Regions from separate parts of the Homo sapiens genome. Here all the other regions are linked to region 1. The links are chromatin loops, found by intact Hi-C in ENCODE. Cell type or tissue: thyroid gland. All regions are shown on one strand. Each heading gives the region's core, and the rest is flanking DNA. Links, peaks and the distances in the headings are about the cores only.

Region 1 (8,756 bases), core at 3,245-5,744:
CTTCCACAATGGTTAAACTAATTTACACTCCCACCAACAGTGTAAAAGTGTTCCTATTTCTCCACACCCTCTCCAGCATCTGTTGTTTCCTGACTTTTTAATGATCGCCATTCTAACTGGTGTGAGATGGTATCTCATTGAGGTTTTGATTTGCATTTCTCTGATGACCAGTGATGATGAGCATTTTTTCATGTGTCTGTTGGCTGCATAAATGTCTTCTTTTGAGAAGTGTCTGTTCATATCCTTCGCCCACTATTTGATGGGGTTGTTTTTTTCTTGTAAATTTGTTTAAGTTCTTTGTAGATTCTGGATATTAGCCCTTTGTCAGATGGGTAGATTGCAGAAATTTTCTCCCATTCTGTAGGTTGCCTGTTCACTCTGATGGTAGTTTCTTTTGCTGTGCAGAAGCTCTTTAGTTTCATTAGATCCTGTTTGTCTATTTTGGCTTTTGTTGCCATTGCTTTTTGTGTTTTAGTCATGAAGTCCTTTCCCATGCCTATGTCCTGAATGGTATTGCCTAGGTTTTCTTCTAGGGTTTTTATGGTTTTAGGTCTAACATTCAAGTCTTTAATTCATCTTGAATTATTTTTTTTATAAGGTGTAAGGAAGGGATCCAGTTTCAGTTTTCTATATATGGCTAGCCAGTTTTCCCAGCACCATTTATTAAATAGGGAATCCTTTCCCCATTTCTTGTTTTTGTCAGGTTTGTCAAAGATCAGATGGTTGTAGATGTGTGGTGTTATTTCTGAGGCCTCTGTTCTGTTCCATTGGTCTGTATATCTGTTTTGGCATCAGTACCATGTTGTTATGGTTACTATAGCCTTGTAGTATAGTTTGAAGTCAGGTAGCATGATGCCTTCAGGTATGTTCGTTTTGCTTAGGATTGTCTTGGCTACGTGGGCTCTTTTTTGGTTCCATATGAACTTTCAAGTAGTTTTTTCCAATTCTGTGAAGAAAGTCATTAGTAGCTTGATGGGGATGGCATTGAATCTGTAAATTACCTTGGGCAGTATGGCCATTTTCACGATCTTGAGTCTTCCTATCCATGAGCATGGAATGTTCTTCCATTTGTTTGTGTCCTCTTTTATTTCGTTGAGCAGTGGTTTGTAGTTCTCCTTGAAGAGGTCCAAAGCTTAAGTTCTGTAATCCCAGGTGGAACATACAATCTGTTATTAGTGTTCATATGATCCTCTTTTAAACAGAAGGCTAGGGCCTTAATAAACATGGAATACATTTGGGTCAGGGACACTGATTTGAGATTCAAATATGGTAAATTTCACTGAGTGCTGAAGTAGATGTATTCTGAGAATAAATGTTAACAATGGCCATCAGTAGGATGGTAACATCTTGAATGCTATTTTTGCCATCACCACCCCAACTCCCAAAGGACCCAAATCCTGGTGCATGCATGGAAGATTCTTTATAAGGACCCAAATTTACCTTGACAAGTCCTCTAAGGTCTAGAGGGGTGTGCTGGCTCTTTCTCAGGAGGGAGCTATCACAGCCCAGCCAATGACAGCCAAGTGTGATGATGCACATCGGGAGGGCAGCAGGCCTTGAACCTGGCATTTCTGGAAGGAAACCAGTCCCAGCTGGAAAGCGAGTATCTGCAAGGATGTAATAGATGGAGACAAGCATGGTGGGGGGTCTTGAAGTCTCCTGGAAATAACAAGGATGTTATAATAATTGGATGAAGTCCAGAGATGATGGGAAATTCAGGAGCAGCTGAAGCTCAGAAGTCCAGAAGAGGGAGACTGGCATCAGAGTGGTCAGTAGGCAGCAGGCCCCCACCATCACAGAAGGTTCAGGAGTGGGGATCTAGCAACTGTAACAGGGACTTAGGCACATACGACAAGATAGGGACTGGTCCCCAGAGCTCAGGTTGAAGGTGGAGGCTGGGTGTCAGGGATAAGGCACATACAGGATGCACTGACAACCATGGTGATTTGACTCTGGGGATTCACTGGGCTTAGTCTTGGGGGCCAGACGCTGCCTCATGGTGCTCTCAGGGCCTCGGGTTGACCAAGCCTTGGTATATTGCATCTGATATTTACACATAGTGTGGCTGTGTACGTATCTGTACTTGCCTTGCCCTCAACAAATCATATGTGACCAATTCCAGAGGCTCAGAGCCTCTGGCCTGCCCAACCACATCCTGTGTACACCTTGGTAGAGGTTCATCTTGGGCTTTTCTGGTGCAGTCGGCTTTCATTCCTGGCTATAGGCAGTCAACCACTGCTCTATCTTCTTGGCAGAACTGGCTCCTAGCAGCTCTGTCATCCCCCAGAACCCTCCTGCTCCATGCACACGCACTATGCAACACCCCACCCAGTCCTACTTTATTTTATAGTCCTCCAAACTCCAGCCTGACCTTCTGTGGACATCTGCGCATGTGTCTCTAACACTCCTTCCCCATTTATTCTTGTTCCTGAGGTGAGAGGAGCCAGGGATGCTCTGTGGTTTGGGTAGGCATGGCTCAGGCCCTCCCAGCTATAGGAACGGACAGTTAAAATACAAAGCCTATTCGATTTCAACAAGAGAGAAAGAAAAAGACAGATTAAAAAAGCCTGGGCAACATAGTGAGACCCTGTTTCTACCAAAAAAAAAAATTTTTTTATTAGCCTGGCATGGTGACTCATACCTATAGTTGTAGCTACTTGGGAGGCTGAGACAGGAGGATCACTTGACTCAGGAGTCCGAGGCTTCATTGAGCTATGATCGCACCACTGTACTCCAGCCTGGGTGACAGAGCAAGACCCTGTCTCCAAAAAATAAACAATAAATAAATACATACATAAAAAGAGTGCTGAGAATCCGTGGTCCTTATTCATTTGCAATGGAGAGAAATGCCTGGGAGTTACCACTAAAGGGCTTAGGCCAGTTCCAAAGGGAAGCTTACCTGGATCTCTCACAGAAATTTTCATGTTACAGGCTGGGCCACCACGGAGAATAGGCTTCCTTGGAATCTCAGCACCAATTTTTCAGGAGACTGAGATATAGCCTCAGACCCAACAGCTAAGTCTGTGCTATGGCTAGTGTCTGTGTTTATTTTTGATTGATTGATTGATTCTTTTTTTTTTTTCTGGCTAAAATTCTCAAGAAATTTCTCAAGAGATACCCCAGAAAGAAGCCCTTAAAAATGAGCCATCCTGGGAGAGGTGCCAGCTCCTTTGCACCATGCCGGAGTGGGAGGTCCCGGGCTGCATGCAGCCGGGAATGCTGAGAGGGGACAGGGCAGCCAGGGAGGACTCATTTGCTAGACCAGTGAGGCAAGAAACTATTGTTCTAACCCAGAGGGAGAAAGTGGACACACTTTTTCAGATTACAGAGCTGGGTACTGGGACAAAAGGCAGAAGGTAGAAGACTAAAAGGAGCAGCTTCCCACAGGCAGAGGGAGGGCTGGGTCCTAGCACTGGCCTCAGGCCAGGTGAGTCCACATGCCAGACAGCCCTCCTGGAGGTTCAGAGCCCAGGAGTCTCACCGCAGATGAAGAGTCCCATAAAGGACAGAAGTTGGATTTCAAAACAAGAATTGGAGTCAATTGCCAGGGCAGTACCTTTAAAAAGAAAGAGAAGGATTTTTATTTTTAAAAAATAGCACTTTAAGACCCCCAAATAGAGTGGCTATATTATGAGTTGCAACTAACACAGTTGTAGTGCTCAGGACAGCTCTTCTAGCAAAAGACTGGGACTAAAATGAAAGATCCTACTACCGCCTGCCCCTGCAATCATTGGCCTCATCTCTCCTTTTTCTATTTCTTTAAGTGATCCTTAATCATCCTTCTGAACCCCAGCCCCTCAGGTTCTCCCTGTTTTCCTGCTGGATCCTCCTGTTATGAATAACCCCTGTTCATTGGGTTAACTTATATTAAGATGTAAGTGACTGGCAGCAGCCTAATGGGAAGTGCTTACTGACTATCTGGACTAGAAAGCAGCTCTTTAAGTCTTGTCTAGTGGTTTTCCAAGGTGGTTACTACTGATCCGCCACCACATTCCTAGCAGGAGTGCCAGCCACTGAGATGTTCCTTTTCCAGAGTGGTCTATAACTATTAGAGTTTTGCCTTCCAACCTCTGGGCAGCTTGCAGAAGAGGAAAATGGGGATCCCAGAGCAATGGGACTCTAATGATAAGATGCTGGGCTCTGTGTTGCTTGGGCAGGGGGTGATGAGGCTTTGGGTCAAGCGAGGATATCTACCCACTGTCAAATCCCACTGATGAGATGACTGAACTTAGCCTCCTGATAAAGACTAAGTTAACTCAGCTCGCCATTCTCAGCAAGTCCCGCTGTCAGGAAATCATCTCCACAACCAGAGGGGGAATACATCCTAGGCCCCATTATTTTTATATCCAGTAACAAATAAATAGAACAAACCCAACAACTGTTATTAGAATTTGTCAATGACCGAAAATTCATACTGTGCCTTTTGACTCACCCATGGTCTTGGGTTTCTAGTTAAGTTGCTAACACACCTTCTTTTTGCTGCTGGGCAAAGTAGGTGGGGTCATCTCTGCACATGTTCTTAATGGGCTTTCCATACTGTGCTAAGTTCTTGACCCAGCTGGGTAAAACAGTGTAAGTCAGGCCGCGAGTAGACGGGTAATACTTAAAAGCCTGGAAGGGGTGGCACATCAAAATGATGAGACAGCATTTGGGGGTGGCACAGGAAGCAGGACAAAAAGGATCTGAGACCCTGGCCCATGAGTAAGTGGAGGCAGTGCATGGGGTGATAAAATTGACCAGAATAGCTCCGAACCCAAACAGGCTCTTGGAGTCTCTAACAGCAATATCCTGTCTGGCCACAAGGTGATGACATTACTCCAGAAAAATCTGCCTGTGCGTTCAGGTGACTTTTCCTGTCCGTTCCTTTCAACCTTTTAAACTTAATAATTCATTCGGTCTTCGATGCTTTCTCATCTCTAATGAAAATATAGAATGCTTTAAATTTTTTTGTTGCATTATATTATGTTTTTGCTTGTTAAATCAGATGGGATACTTTCAGCTTTTCTCTTTAAAAAATTGGTAAGTTACCTTATTTTTATGTGACCTGAAGTGTATCTTTTTCTCCCCCCTGAGAGTCAGCAACTCCTGCCATGAATATCAGTGTCGGCCAAATGTGCTGTGCAGGCTACTTAAGCAAATGACAGCAGATTTCAATGACTTGCCCAGGACCACTCGCTGGTTTTTAACTTACTGGACTACTTTTGTCATTTAAGAAGCTGAGGGGAAGAGAGCTTCAGCAGTCCTGGGCTTATTTTCAACTGAAGAGAATATGTGTGGATATGTTTAGGGGTTAGGTAGAGGAGAAAGAAGGTAGGGGAATGTGAATATTCTATTACTTCACTCTAATATTTACATTCAACAATTTATATTCACTAACATGTAGCTCAAACCCTTCTGGAATTCATCAAAATGAGATCACTGTATAGAACTTTTATTTGATTAAATTATGACTTGACTTGAATGAGCCATCAACAGCACCTGGAGTCCTTGGTATGATGGTGGAATTTCATGGGCATGAAGAACAAGCGTGACCCAAGTCTCTCTGTGTGCACAGCCTTGTCCTAGGAGGTTGGATGCAGAGGTGGAAAACACCAAACTAAAAGGAAACCACAGTGAACTGGCTTCACTTACCTGCTTGTCCAGGGCCTTGCTAATGTCATCCAAACTTGGGAAGACTGCCTTGTCCATCCTGGCCAGGACACAGGCCATCTTGTTAAATACCTTAGCCACCAAAAGGGCCTTAAAGCAACACAGCAGAAACACGTCATTCATGCAGTCACAATATTAATGGACACCCACTCTCTATCAGTGTGGCACAGCTGCTCTTCTGACTGATGTACAGCATCCAGCAGAGTGCCACTCTGGGCACCAAAAAAAGGCCAGCATCAGGACTGGTAACACGTTCAGAGCCCTGATGCTCCCGGGGCTTTTGGCACTGTCCCCTGATGTGGGTGAGGAAAGGAATCTCTCAGGGCATTCTGCACACAATGAATGGACAGGTGGGATGGGAGGGATAGGGGGTTGGATCTAATAATAAGGCTGATTGCAGGTCCTGTTCTGCCACTTAGCAACCATCATGGTCCTCAGTGGGCTCCACGATCCTCTGTTTTTTCATCTGAAAGCAGAAATAATAATAGCCCCTCTCCCACAGGGTTGCTGTGAAGATGAGAAGAGAAATTAACTGCTTGTGAGAGCTTGTGAGGGCACTGTGAAAATTATGGAGTGCTCTCTGAATGTACAAGGTTGTCAGGAACCTTGGGCCAGGCCCTCTAGACTCAGATTCTAGCCCTAGGTCTGCCACTGACCATCCCCCTCCATGAGTCCCTGGGCCTGTCTTCTGGCCTCTCACAGCCTGGAGTAGAGCAGCAGTTCTTCAGCTGTGTCTGACTGTGCCTAAGGTTCGCCTGCATCTCCCTCCTCCAGCCAGAGTAGTTCTGGCTTCTTCTGTTCCACGTCATAGACTACCGTGGAATATTTTTGTTTGAAGAAAAGTCTCCATGGCATAGAGCAGAGTTGAAAATCACTAGCCTGTGTAGACTGTGTGCCCTCTAGCAGGATTCAGGGGACATTTCCTTGAGGAAATCAGGAGTGGGTTAGGTGACTAGCGAGGAACATGGTCAGGGAAGGGAGCACAGAAGATACAGACTGGAGCAGAGAGAAAGCCTGTGCCTGAGGTGCCCATCCTGAAGTGTCCGGAGTGGCTGGAGGGAATGTCATGGATGTGGGTGGGAGTGGGGCCAGATGGAAGACGGTGGGGCCAGATGGGACAGGGCCTTGCAGGACAGAATAAGAAGTGTGGGCTTCTGCTTCACTTAACCCTTCAGAGTCCTGCCAGGTAGGAATGGTAGCTATTGATGCTATTTTGCAGAGGAGGAAACTGAGGCACACAGAGGCCGAGTGATGTCCCTGTGGTTATAGTGCTTTTCTATCAGACAGCCAGGCCAAGCACACAGGTGGAGCCTTCTCAATATTGTGTCTTTCTGCTAGGTCTTACCATTGAAAGTGATGGGCAAGTTGCAGTCAGATTTCTAAAAATGAAAATACAACATTCTTCTTCTTTGGAAATTAACATTAAAATCAGAAGTCAAGACAAAATAACTTCTACAGCACATACCAGTTACAAGACATGGGGGCTTCTGAGATCAGAGGCCTTCGGTGGCCGTGTGAAGTCAACACCTCACAGGAACATAGGGGATGTAGGATCCCTATAGACCAGCTGGAATTCCCCCTATATTTTTTGGCTCAAAAAGAAGTCACTGCAACTGCAGGGAAGCTGTTCCCTTACCTAATGATGTGCATGCCCATCAAGGACCTAAACCTAGAGAAGGCGAATGTCCTCTTTCTCTGGAAAAGCATAAGGCTACATTTTGGACCAGACGTGGCTTTCTTTCACATTGTAATGAATGTGTTTCTCATCTTATATTCTTGTAGTCCAGGATTCCGTCCTATTCACTGAAAATATTGTTGTCTCGGATGCTGACCATACCTTGGAAGGCACCAATATGGATAATTTGAGTCCCAAAAGATCCATACAAAGGATGGTTGAAACGGATGTTCTGGAGAAAACCAAGCAACAGTGAGAAAAGTTGAAAGTTCAGAGTTCCTACTTTGCCCATGCCTTGTAGGTTTTACGGGTACCCACAGGAAATTTGAGGAGGTTGCCCTTAATTATCACCTTTTAAAATGCTTCTGCTAAAGGAGGACTAGACAGGTTGAACTCTTTCCATCCTTACTCACCATCATGGCCAGGGATGGGGTTAGGACGAAGACCCCAAGGATGGAAGATGCAACCTGAAATGAAAACAAATATCAGGGCATTTTTGCCTTAGCTTCAGGTGAGCTCAGAGTCCAGAGCCCCAAGCCCTGCTGGGGCTGGAGCCTTCTTTTAATGATCTCTAACTCCCATCCTCTTTCATGGCATGGGGGACCCAGTGTATCAGGAGACTGTCACGCAGTATGGTTGATATGCTGGCTACTCAGGAGACAAAGCTTTATATAGTTCAGTCAAGGATACCTTTTGCTTCACTCTGCATGTATTGCTAATCACTGGGCTAAATATTAGGCAACCTGACCAACCACTTGATGCGCACATGGGGAAGGACCATCTCAGGCCAAATTGTAAAATAAGTGATGATAACTCAGGTTCTCAGTCTTGTTTTTCTGCACCTTCCTCTCTCTTTCCAAGCATTTGAGACTCCCTCTCTGCCCTCTCTGGAAACTGATATCCTCCTGATTTCCTTTCCTCTAGATTCTCCACTTTGCCTGAGAATAAAAGACCGTGAACCACTTATTTGCACTTTATTTTGAAATAGATTGTGCTAATTAAATGTGACTAATTATTGAAATATTTGCAGTTAATCATTTCTTCTCAGTGTGGCCTACTTGCTTGTTGAGGGAATTTTAAGCATCAGAGAGTAAGTCAGAGAGAATTGGTGGGAGCAGAAACAGGACAAGGTGAGAAAGTGCACAATGAATGTTTCCCCACATTCCATACCTCATTCTCATCTGGTCTACTGAAGGCTCAGGAACTCGCCTTCTCCCCCACCCCGCAATATCCCACATGCAACGAAAGCAAACAAAGGCAAGATACATATACAAAAGAAAAGAAAACAGCTACTCTATGAATAATCATCATGATGCTGTAAGGCTAATAGAGGAAATATATGAGCTGCAAATAGCAACACTATTTTATGAAACTATTAGGGTTGGTATATATTAAATATATTTGAAACTTTCCTTCACTGGAAATTTGTAAA
Region 2 (8,756 bases), core at 2,489-4,988, 220 kb after region 1:
TCAAATTGTCTCTGTTTGCAAATGACATGATTGTATATTTAGAAAACCCCATCGTCTCAGCCCCAAATCTCCTTAAGCTGATAAGCAACTTCAGCAAAATCTCAGGATATAAAATCAATGTGCAAAAATCACAAGCATTCCTATACACCAATAACAGATGGAGGACCAAATCATGAGTGAACTCCCATTCACAATTGCTGCAGAGAATAAAATACCTAGGAATACAACTTACAAGGGATGGGAAGGACCTCTTCAAGGAGAACTACAAACCACTGCTCAAGGAAATAAAAGAGGACACAAACAAATGGAAGAACATTCTGTGCTCATGGATAGGAAGAATCAATATTGTGAAAATGACCATACTGCCCAAAGTAATTTATAGATTCAATGCCATCCCTATCAAGCTACCATTGCCTTTCTTCACAGAATTAGAAAAAACTACTTTGAATTTCATATGGAATGAAAAAAGAGCCTGTATAGCCCAGACAATCCTAAGCCAAAAGAACAAAGCTGGAGGCATCACGCTACCTGACTTCAAACTATACTACAAGGCTACAGTAACCAAAACAACATGGTACTGGTACCAAAACAGATATATAGACGAATGGAACAGAACAGAGTCCTCAGGAATAATGCTACACATCTACAACCATCTGATCTTTGACAAACCTGACAAAAACGAGCAATAGGGAAAGGATTCCCTATTTAATAAATGGTGCTGGGAAAACTGGCTAGCTATATGCAGAAACCTGAAACTGGACCCCTTCCTTACACTTTATACAAAAGTTAACTCAAGATGGATTAAAAACTTAAACATAAGACCTAAAACTGTAAAAACCCTAGAAGAAAACCTAGGCAATACCATTCAGGACATAGGCATGGACAAAGACTTCATGACTAAAATACCAAAAGCAATGGCAACAAAAGCCAAAATAGACAGATGGGATCTAATTAAACTAAAGAGCTTCTGTACAGAAAAAGAAACTATCTTCAGAATGAACAGGCAACCTACAAAATGGGAGAAAATTTTTGCAATCTATCCATCTGACAAAGGGCTAATATCCAAAATATACAAGAAACTTAAACAAATTTACAAAGAAAGAAACCCGTCAAAAAGTGGGTGAAGGATATGAACAGACACTTATCAAAAGAAGACATTTATGTGGCCAACGAACATATGAAAAGAAGCTCATCATCACTGGCCATTAGAAAAATGCAAATCAAAACCGCAATGAGATACCATCTCACGCCAGTTAGAATGGTGATTATTAAAAAGTCAGGAAACAACAGATGCTAGAGAGGATGTGGAGAAATAGGAATGCTTTTACACTGTTGGTGGGAGTGTAAATTAGTTCAACCATTGTGGAAGACAGTGTGGAAATTCCTCAAGGATCTAGAACCAGAAATACCATTTGACCCAGGATTCCCATTACTGGGTATATAACCAAAGGATTATAAATCATTCTACTATAAAGACACATGCTAATGTATGTTTATTGCAGCACTATTCACAATACCAAAGACTTGGAACCAACCCAAATGCACAATGATAGACTGGATAAAGAAATGTGGCACATATATATCATGGAATACTATTCATCCGTAAAAAAGGATGAGTTCATGTCCTTTGCAGAGACATGGATGAAGCTGGAAACCATCATTCTAAGCAAACTAACACAGTAACAGAAAACCAAACATCTCATGTTCTTGCTCATAAATGGGAGTTGAACAATGAGAACACATGGACACAGGGAGGGGAACATCACACACTGGGGCCTGCGGGGGGTGGGTGGCTGGGGGAGGGATAGCATTCGGAGAAATACCTAATGTAGATGACGGGTTGATGGGTGCAGCAAATCACCATGACACATGTATACCTATGTAACAAACCTACACGTTCTGCATATGTATCCCAGAACTTAAAGTATATTAAAAAAATTTTTTAAAAAGATGGAGGTTGTGAATGGAGCTTAATGGAGGTGAGAGTAGCTATTCTTTCAAGAATACTAATAATTCATGCCATTGCACTCCAGCCTGGGTGACAGAGCAAGACTCCATCTCAAAATGAAAATAAATACTAATAATTGAGTTAAAATCATCATAATGAGGTTGGCAAAATATCAACCTGTGGTTTGCACCAAAATTTATCTTAGCAAAGTCACTCTTCCCCTTTGGAAATACTTTGAGAAGGACTTATGGGAAAATTCACCTCCATTCCTCCCCCATCCACCACAACCAGCACCATGGATGTTCATGAAGGTCAGCACCAAGGCTGAAGAGAAAGCAGCTGAATGCACTACAAATAAAAGGAGAAGACATTGGATTTCCTCGGCAAATTCAGCACAGAAAAGAAGGCAAGTTAAATGGGTGCCATTGAGAGGGAGGGGGCTGCATTCTGTATGAATGATTTTGTTGTGGTGGAAACTTAAAAGGCCAAGTTCAAGTTTGACATAGGATGACCTAGACAACCAGGGAGGAAGTGGAAGTCCAAGGAGGCAGAAAAGACTCTGAGAACCATATAAGGTGAGTCCACACTAGAGAGATGTAGCAGAGATCTTGGTTTTCACTTTCCATAGGCCCATTTATTAGAGAGTTGAAGCCAATTTTGCCTCCATCTCAAGCAGCAGGCAGCCCCCTAGCTAACTCTCAGTTATATAAGAACTAGAAAAAGCCACCAAGTTTATGTCAGGGACCAAATATTTGAGCCTTGTGAAATCACCAGATGACTGAGGACTCTGACCTTCTGAGAAGGAGCTGTCACTCACCTGCTGCAGAGACATATTTATGGAGGGAGATGGAGCGGGGGGTTCCAGCAGTGTCCAGAGCCACTTAGGCTGGAAGTCACTGTAGACCAAAAGCTGAGTGTGTCCTTTAGCTGGAACAACTTTGAGAGCTCCTAGGCTGGTGCTTATCTATGGAAGAAGCCAGTAAAGCCAAGTCTGAATCATTGCAGGAGACTCTGTAAGTAAATAAATAAAAGCTCTGTAGTTATTTTTAGCCCAATTCAGTCCATAATCATTATTTCATTCACATCTGAAGAATAAAGACTGATTCAAATAATACTTATGTTCCATTTGGTTCTAGTCATCATTCCCCACTAATGCCCAGGAAATAATCTGGAGGTCTTCCATTAGTGCAAAATTATTGTTATTAGTCCATTTGTTTGGAGATTTAATGGATTCTGTTCATAGATGAATTTCTTCGAGAATTCAAATTTATGTACTTTTTAAAAAGCATTTCTTTTTCTCTTTACAATTGCAATTCTGGGTTGAATTATTATTTTTTTCCTGCCTTTCTATGGCTATTTTTTTTTAATTTGTAAATTACCTGATTGGTCCATTTGCTGACTGACCTAACATAAAATCAACCCCGTGCTATCTGCCCTGGGTAATTGGCTGCTTCCTTTATGAAGAGATTGTCATCAGACTCTTTTATAAAGCATCTCAGAAGGGTTAACACTATTACCTTAAGGAAAGCCATTCTTTAATTTATTAGAACAAAAGAATTGAGGAGAAATCTATTGGCGAAACAGTCTCATAATCCAAAATGCGATTGGGTTCTGCTCTCTTTGCCTCCACCCCAGGAGGATCATAAAGCAGTGCAGACATCCACATAGACTGGCCTGTGTTGCATTTGTCCTCCTAGCACTCAGAGACAAAGACCACATGGCTGGCTCAGGGAGGCACAGAGTGACTGATACACAAGGCACACTCACTTGCCAAATTACGGGGTGTTTGGATCTTGGTTTAATATGTTCCAGATCATAACCTGGTAGAGAAAAGACTGTTTATCCACATCGGTAACCACTGGGAATAGTTGACAAAAGGAAAAAACTCTTGTTTCTTAGCTCCCTCTGCTGGTCTTTCAGAAAACCACCTGTCCCCTCAGGATCCCATCCTGAGCTTTGTACACATGGAGGGCCAGCTTCCTGCCAAATGTGAGCTGGTAGGAAAGTCCGGTCCACATCAACTAGGAAGACAGATCTTGGCTTCTCAAGGAACCTGGTGATTCAAAAGATGAGAACGGAAGAGGGGCCTCCCCGTGGCAAGTCCAAATTCAAACACAGATTCTCCAGCCCACCCCACAAAGAAATAAGACTGAGGCATGTTTACTCTGGTCCCGAAGCTATGTGTTAGGTTTAATGCAAACTCTGACTGCCATAGTTTAAACCTATATCACTTATTCAGGCTTAGTAGGGAAAGAAATGGAGAACGGTTGATCAACCTGACTCAATATGTTTGGTTATTTAAATGGGACCTATAGCTTTGTTTCCTCGAACAACAACAAAAATGTTATTAATTATGTTATCTTTTCTTCATGGTTCCTATTCTCCTAAAAGATTTTCAGGAACCAATAACAGCAATTCCGAGAGATTTTCAGCAATATACCCAAATTTCCAAAGATCTTGCTGCTTTCTCATCTTGAGCTTTCTTATTTCTTGTCCCTAAAGATTTTCCTAGTTCCACTGCATTCTTTCTGAAGCTGGTGAGCAGCCAGCTGACCCACCCAGTGACAAAATTGCATCTGAGCTTTGTACACATCGAGGGCCATCTTCTTGCCAAATGTGAGCTGGTAGGAAAGTCCGGTCCACATCAACTGGGAAGACAGGTCTTAGCCTTTCCCAACAACTCCCAACCTGTTCACAGCCATTCATTGTGCATGATGGCAGGGAAGCCAGGGCACAGTGCTGAATGACACACAGAGCACACTGAGCCCATAGTCCTGAGGTCTATGGATCAAATCCATCCCTGGCAAAAGAAGAGATTTTTTCATGTCGATTCAGAGACTAAAAGGTTGGTTGTCATTGGCCAGAGCACTATTTACACTAGTTAGAGCTCCCCAAGAAAAATGATTTCAAGGCTCTAGGCTATGTCCATGACCTTGGCCAGATAGATGCCTTACAAATGTATGGTCTCAGTTATTTCCTACCAAAGGAAGCAGTCCAAAATTTGCCCAAGTAGTCATGGGTCAGTCAAAGCACACATAGGACAAGGGAACAAAAGATTTACATAGTTTTTTCTATCTAGGAAGATATTATAAACACATAATATAATACCTTCCGGCAACCCTTCGTTCTTTACAAAGCATATTAATACTGTTTTACAGTCAACTGTCACACTACAAAACCATACTGATTTGTTACACTGGTTTGTTATAATTTGTTACTATGTGTCTGTGTCTACATATGGACACATACACATATATTTATACATATACCTGTAATTTTTAAATCAGGGAGTTTTTTGAAAAATGAGTTTGCATTTGTATTAGTCTGTTCTCACGCTGCTAATAATTGGCAATTAATGCAAACTTATTTTCTAGTCTTCTTCACAGCAATTTCACTTTGGATTTTAATGTTACATTCCCTGGCTTTCTACATTCATTCATTCAACAAATGTCTATGAAGTATCACTATGTTCTAAGTGCTACTTTCAGTGTTGGACATAAAGCAATGAACAAAGCCACTGCCTTCATGGAGCTCATGTTCCTTAAGGGAATATATAAAATAGTTCACATAATGAAGGCTTACCTAAAGGTAAAGAGAGCTATGGGTGAGTGTGATGGGAAGGTCTCTTGGAAGAGGTGACAGGGGAGAGGAGCTCAGGGAACTGATATGAAGGAGCAAGTGGTGTGAATATGTGGAGGAAGGGTACTTCAGAACAGAAAACACAGATATGAAGGCCTTGAGGTCATTATTGAATGCCTTCTAGGTTTCAGGCATTGTATTAGAACTAGATATATAATGGTAGACAACATGGGCATGAACTCTCACTGTCATGCACTTATAAACTCTGGGGGGAAGAGTCCAACGGAGGGATCTGAGGGTGGGAATGAAGCTGACTTAGTTAAAATGGCAAAGAGAAGGGTATTCTCAGAGTCCTTGGAAGATCAGTTGATGTGCTCCAGGAAGAGAGAAGGTGATATGGTTTGACTCAGTGTCCCCACCCAAATCTCCTGTCAAATTGTAATCCCCATGTGTCAGGGTAGGGATGTGGTGGGAGCCTGTTGGATCATAGGACCGGATTTCCCCCTTGCTGTTCTCATGAGAGTGAGTGAGTTTTCTCAAGATCTGTTGGTTTAAAAGCATGTGGCTTTCTTCACTCTTTCTCTCTCTCCTGCCACCTTGTGAAGAAGGTGATTGCTTCTCCTTTGCCTTCCACCATGATTGTAAGTTTCCTGAGGCCTCCCCAGCCATGCAGAACTGTGAGTCAATTAAACCTCTTTTCTTTATAAATTACATACACTTATAGCAGTGTGAAAATGGACTAATACAGAAGGCCAGCAATGCTAGACTCCAGTTGGCTAGAGGGAATACAGGTTGAGATGGATTTGTAGGGATAGGCAAATGTCAGATCATTTAGGGCTTCCTAGGTAATTAGGAGTTTGAAGTTTATTTAAAGTGTATTGTATAGCCATGAGGGGATTTAAGCAGAGAGTAGCATTACCTGATTTGTATGTTCAAAAGATTACCCTGATTGCTGTGAAGGGAATACACTGGAAGAAGAGAAGGAGTATAAAAAGTCCACCGAGGAAGCTACTGCAGTAGCTCAGGGGAGAGATCCTGGAGGAGGACCACAGTGGCCACAATAGGAACGGAGGGACAGATTCCAGATCTATTTTTGGAAATAGGAGTCATAGGTCTTGCTGTTGGACTAAAAGAGAAAGATGAGGAAGAAGGAGAATAAGATGCTTGCCCCTTTCTTACAGTGGGCAATAAGTGTTCAATGCCATTGACTGAGAGGATGAAGACTGGGAAGAGGAACACATTTGTCGGGGAGGGGTGGAGGTCCAGAGTTGCATCCTGGACTTTTCAGTTTGAAACTTTTCAGTTTGAAAAGTCCACAAGGTCATTGAAGGAATATCAAATGAGCAAATTTTACATGTCATTTCTTTAAAAGGAAGTCATTAAGTTTGGATGTTTGGTAACTTCTAAAGCGACCTACTTAATATGAGCATTCAGGACTATCCTTCAGATTGATAAAGAGGCTAAGCTTCGCCAGTGTCTGACTTTGCTTGGCCAGTATCGTGCAGGGATGCTGATACTAAATTGATTGGCACACAGAGAAAAGGAATAGCCTTCTAACAACTAAACTAGTTGCACTTCGTGTGACAGATCCCTTAGGCACAGAATCTGAAAGAAGATTAGTAACAAAATGAAACGTCTATGAAAGTCTACTTACAACAGATACACATAAATCAGATTCTAGGTGATTCTGTGCTTATTCACAGCATCAAGGCAATTAATATGTGTAAAAAATAATACAAGTGGAAAAAAATGGATAAATAGGTGGATGGATAAATGGATGGATGGATGGATGGATGGATGGATGGATGGATGGATGGATGGATAGATGGATGGTTTATATTAAAGTCAGGAAGATTTTTCAAGAAGAAAAATGTTCCTGGTTTTCTATTGAAAATAGAATACAGGCATAATCCATGTGATCTTCGATCTTTGCCTTTAAATCTATGGCAGATACTCTGTGTTGTCTATCTATCCTCTTAATCCTCCTTTCTTCCTTCCTAATAGAACCCTAATTATATGCAGTTTACCATCCCCTCTACAACCTATCATGCATTTCAGGGAAAACTGCTCCTACCACAAGCCTCAGGGAATATACCCTGGTTCTAGTAATTCAGTTACAGTAATCTCATTTCTCTTACTTGTTATTTAGAGATGGGCATGTGACTCAATTCTGGCCAAGGGTACCCAATTAGAAGCCTTCTGGAAATATTTTGAAAGGATTTCCTCAATAAGGAAGACAATGCAGAAAGAAACCTTCTAGATACAATCCTTGGAACTGCTGCAGCCTCTTGCAAGCATGAAGGGTCTGGTCTGAGATAAAATCTGACACAATGAGAATGAGGAAAGCAGAGTGAAAAGATGGTGGGCCAACTCAGCGTGGAGCCAAAACAACTCTATGGAGGCACAACTCAAAACCATCTTGCCTCGTGACCACCGATTTCTTCAGGTGTCCCAGAGCTTGCCTGTTGGCAATAAGTCAAGAGAGACAGTGTGACTGCTCTCATATTTAGGCATGTGCAACTCAGACAGATGGGTGAATTAATACCCTGTAGGGCAGAAATTTGAGTGGAGGGAGACAGAAATCAGCTAACAAATTCTCCCTTTCTACCTCAATTGGAAAGTTCTGAGAAATAGTCATGTATATGGCTTCTTCAAAGAGAGTTTCATGTTATCAAGCAATCAGTCAGCTTGATTGCAAGTAATGGCTACCCAGGTAATGCACCCTCATTTTGACTCTCCTTTCCTGTCTCACTAACTTCACTCGTATTCCCTGGAACTGGAATCCCTAGTGAAATATTGACACAAGCCTTTGCCAAAGGCTTCCCTTTAGGGAAACCAGGCTAAGACATGAGTCAGTTTTTTTCCTCTGACTTGTAGCTACCTTAACTAATTTATCATCTTTCTATTCATCAATCACAGCTATTTAGCCTCCATCTGCAGGCTTATCTCTGAAACTGGATTTGGCTTTCTTTAAGAGAGAGCTCTAGGTCAGTGCTCAGGGACTTGCTGTCTTTTAATAGAGGACTTCTTTGATTTCTGTTAGCAATGTTTTATAGATTTCTTTATACAGGTCTTACACATTTTAAAATATTTTATGTTGTATGCTATCGTAAGTGGTACTTTTTGGAGTTTCAATTTCCAATTTTTGTTTCTTTCTCTTTTTTTTGTTTTGTTTTGTTTTTTGAGATGGAGTCTCATTCTGTCACCAGGCTGGAGTGCAGTGGTGCGA
Region 3 (2,500 bases), core at 1-2,500, 460 kb after region 1:
TCAGCCCTGTCAATCTGCTTCTCTTGCTTTAAACACATTCACTAACCAACCACCTACTACAGTCTTTTTTAACGGTGATTTACCTCTTTCAGGTGATACTGCTGAGGAATTACCAGAAGAGTAAAGTGAAACACGAATGGCTAAGTGGCAGATACAGCAACATTTGTTCTCCCATTAGCCTACCAGAAAAAATCATGTACCCAATGGATGCAGATACATGGGGGGAAATTCTAGAAGCAGAACTGGAAAGATAAGGGGAAAAAAAATCACAAATCTCAGGTCTTTGAAAGTTTAAAACTTAAATGACTCTTAGGTTGCAAAAGCGATATCTTTATTCGTTCATTTTGTTGTTCACCTTTTTAAAAGAAAATGAAATGGAACTATTATAAAAGTAAAGCTTTATTTTTGTTTTGCACTTTAGTAAAATTTTTCTGGTTTTATTGTAATGTGGAAAAATCATGAAATGTTATTTTTATAAGAAATAATATACTGATAGAGTGATTTCCAAATACAATGTTTCATGTATTTGTGTTAATATATTTGCAATACTAAATGTAAGAGTGATTTGTATGTTCAGCTTAATGATAATTCAAAATTTCAGGAAGCCACTTTAAACTGACTTAAAGATTCATTAAGTGGTGGTTATAACTAGGCTCATGGGAAGACTAGCTAAGTGAAATTAATAGCAATACATTTAAATTAATACATTGACATTTTAATGACTTTAACATTTCTATTTCAGTGGAATCAGATTGAAATGTCAAATAGTGAAACTATTTTTAATGTGTTAAGCCTGTGGTTTAGTTTTAAGTTAATGTCATCTCAGGGCTAAAGTTTGTCCAATTGAGATTCCCATTAATTTTATATAAACCTGGAACGGCTCTCAGGAGCTGAAAGTAAGTGGAAAGTTTCCAGAACACTTTACCATCAGAATGCCACACTAGCCTGGTAAAACTCTCTTTCTGACAGCCTTATAGCACCATCTAGTGTGCTATTCTTAGATAGCAAGACAAAGGACTTTCAGCTCCTTTTTGTTTTCTCCATATTAAAAAGAAAACTGTTATTCTAAAGAATCCTTAACACTTGTCTTTGTTAAAGTTTATAACTTTTTAGGAACCTTTATTTTAACTTTTAAAAACTTTTGTTTCTCTTTTTTCATAAAAACAGATTATATGCTACTCACTATAACAAATTGTTTATTCTGAATCTGTGGTTACCACCATAGTAAAAAAGTGTCTACAAACTGCTTTAGTTAGTGTGGGGTTTTCTTCTTAAAAACTGTTCTCTATAGCATTAAATATAAGAATCCAGGAAACCAATATTTAACAAATAGGCAAATATTAGAAAGATGCCCCACTATATGCAAATTCTGTATGTTGAATCAAGCAGTAGATAATTAATTGTCTCCTACTATCTTCTTAGAGTTGGAAGAGTCCTTGAAAATCAGGCAGTCAAGTGTCCAGGACTATTCAGTAATTTTCTCAATAGGAACACTGTCAGTCAGCCAGCCCAAGCTGAAATCCTGTACTTCTACTAATAGCATCTCTGTTATGTCACAGAACAGTCCAGTTGTAGTCTAGGCTTGCACTGAAGACCACCTCTCTGTAACGTTTGCCTTCTAGCCCCACTTCCACCCTCTAGAACCAGGCTGATTCAGTCCTTCCTGTCTATGATTGCCAGATATTTGAAGACTGATAGCCTGTCTCTTCCTATGTCTTCTCTCCAATTCCACTGATGATCATAGAGTATAATTTCTAGACCCAACAACATTCTCTTCTGCCCATTTACTCTTAACAAAAGAAAGGGGCTGTGCGCCATGGCTCACGCCTGTAATCCCAGCACTTTGGGAGACCAAGGTGGGTGGATCACCTCAGGTCAGAAGTTCAAGACCAGCCTGGTCAACATGGTGAAACCCTGTCTCTACTAAATATACAAAAATTAGCCGGGCGTGGTGGCAGGTGCCTGTAATCCCAGCTACTTGGGAGGCTGAGGCAGGAGAATCGCTTAAACCTGGCAGGCAGAGGTTGCAGTGAGCAGAGATCACGCCACTGCGCTCCAGCCTGGGCAACAAGAGTGAAACTTCGTCTCAAAAAAAAAGGAAGAAAGAAAGGTATCCTACTAATTTTATTTCATAAAAGATAAGAAAGCACTTGGAAATTTTCAAAGTATGGGAAAAATTAAAGCTATAAGCATTTTGCTGAATAGCATCTGTGTACAATAGTAAATGTACACATATATTTTTAGCTGTTTTTTTGTAATGGATGTTTATTATTTTTGTCCAGCCCCCTTACAATCTATCATCATCATCTGTTAATAGAAGTTATCCTAATTAGGGAGACTCACCCTTCTCACTTCCAACCAAGTGTGTGGTTTTTTTTGGCCGGGGTGGGGGGCAGTTTTTTGTTTTTGTTTTTTTGTTTTGTTTTTTGAGATGAAGTCTCACTCTGTCACCCAGGCTGGAGTGCAGTGGCATGATCTTGGCCCACTGCAACCTCCACCT

Evidence for each region. Hi-C counts contacts between places; a loop is a spot of excess contacts. Peaks named below come from ENCODE experiments on the same cell type or tissue, not always from the same donor. Only the 100,000 strongest peaks of a DNase experiment are listed, where the experiment ranks them.
Region 2: a loop joins it to region 1, with 5 times the contacts of the local background. A loop is called at or near these places in 77 of 110 quality-filtered maps.
Region 3: it touches region 1 in a loop (4-fold over the local background); 71 of 110 quality-filtered maps call a loop at or near these places.

What each region holds. Positions count from the first base shown.
Region 1 is chr2:68,921,540-68,930,295 of GRCh38, reverse strand. It overlaps the pseudogene GKN3P. Among named protein-coding and RNA genes, the nearest start is that of GKN2, 27 kb to the left of the region's middle. In thyroid gland, for the core only: a CTCF peak has its summit at 4,793; no DNase peak of the experiment used is centred there; H3K27ac peaks cover 869 bases.
Region 2 is chr2:68,704,708-68,713,463 of GRCh38, reverse strand. It overlaps a transcript of ARHGAP25 not described here. Among named protein-coding and RNA genes, the nearest start is that of ARHGAP25, 26 kb to the left of the region's middle. In thyroid gland, for the core only: a CTCF peak has its summit at 3,849 (motif pointing left); no DNase peak of the experiment used is centred there.
Region 3 is chr2:68,461,963-68,464,462 of GRCh38, reverse strand. It overlaps FBXO48 (F-box protein 48), which reads left to right. Exons shown (of 4, transcript NM_001024680.3): 4 at 93-2,500. The coding sequence ends at 254. Among named protein-coding and RNA genes, the nearest start is that of FBXO48, 4.1 kb to the left of the region's middle. In thyroid gland, for the core only: a CTCF peak has its summit at 991 (motif pointing left); no DNase peak of the experiment used is centred there.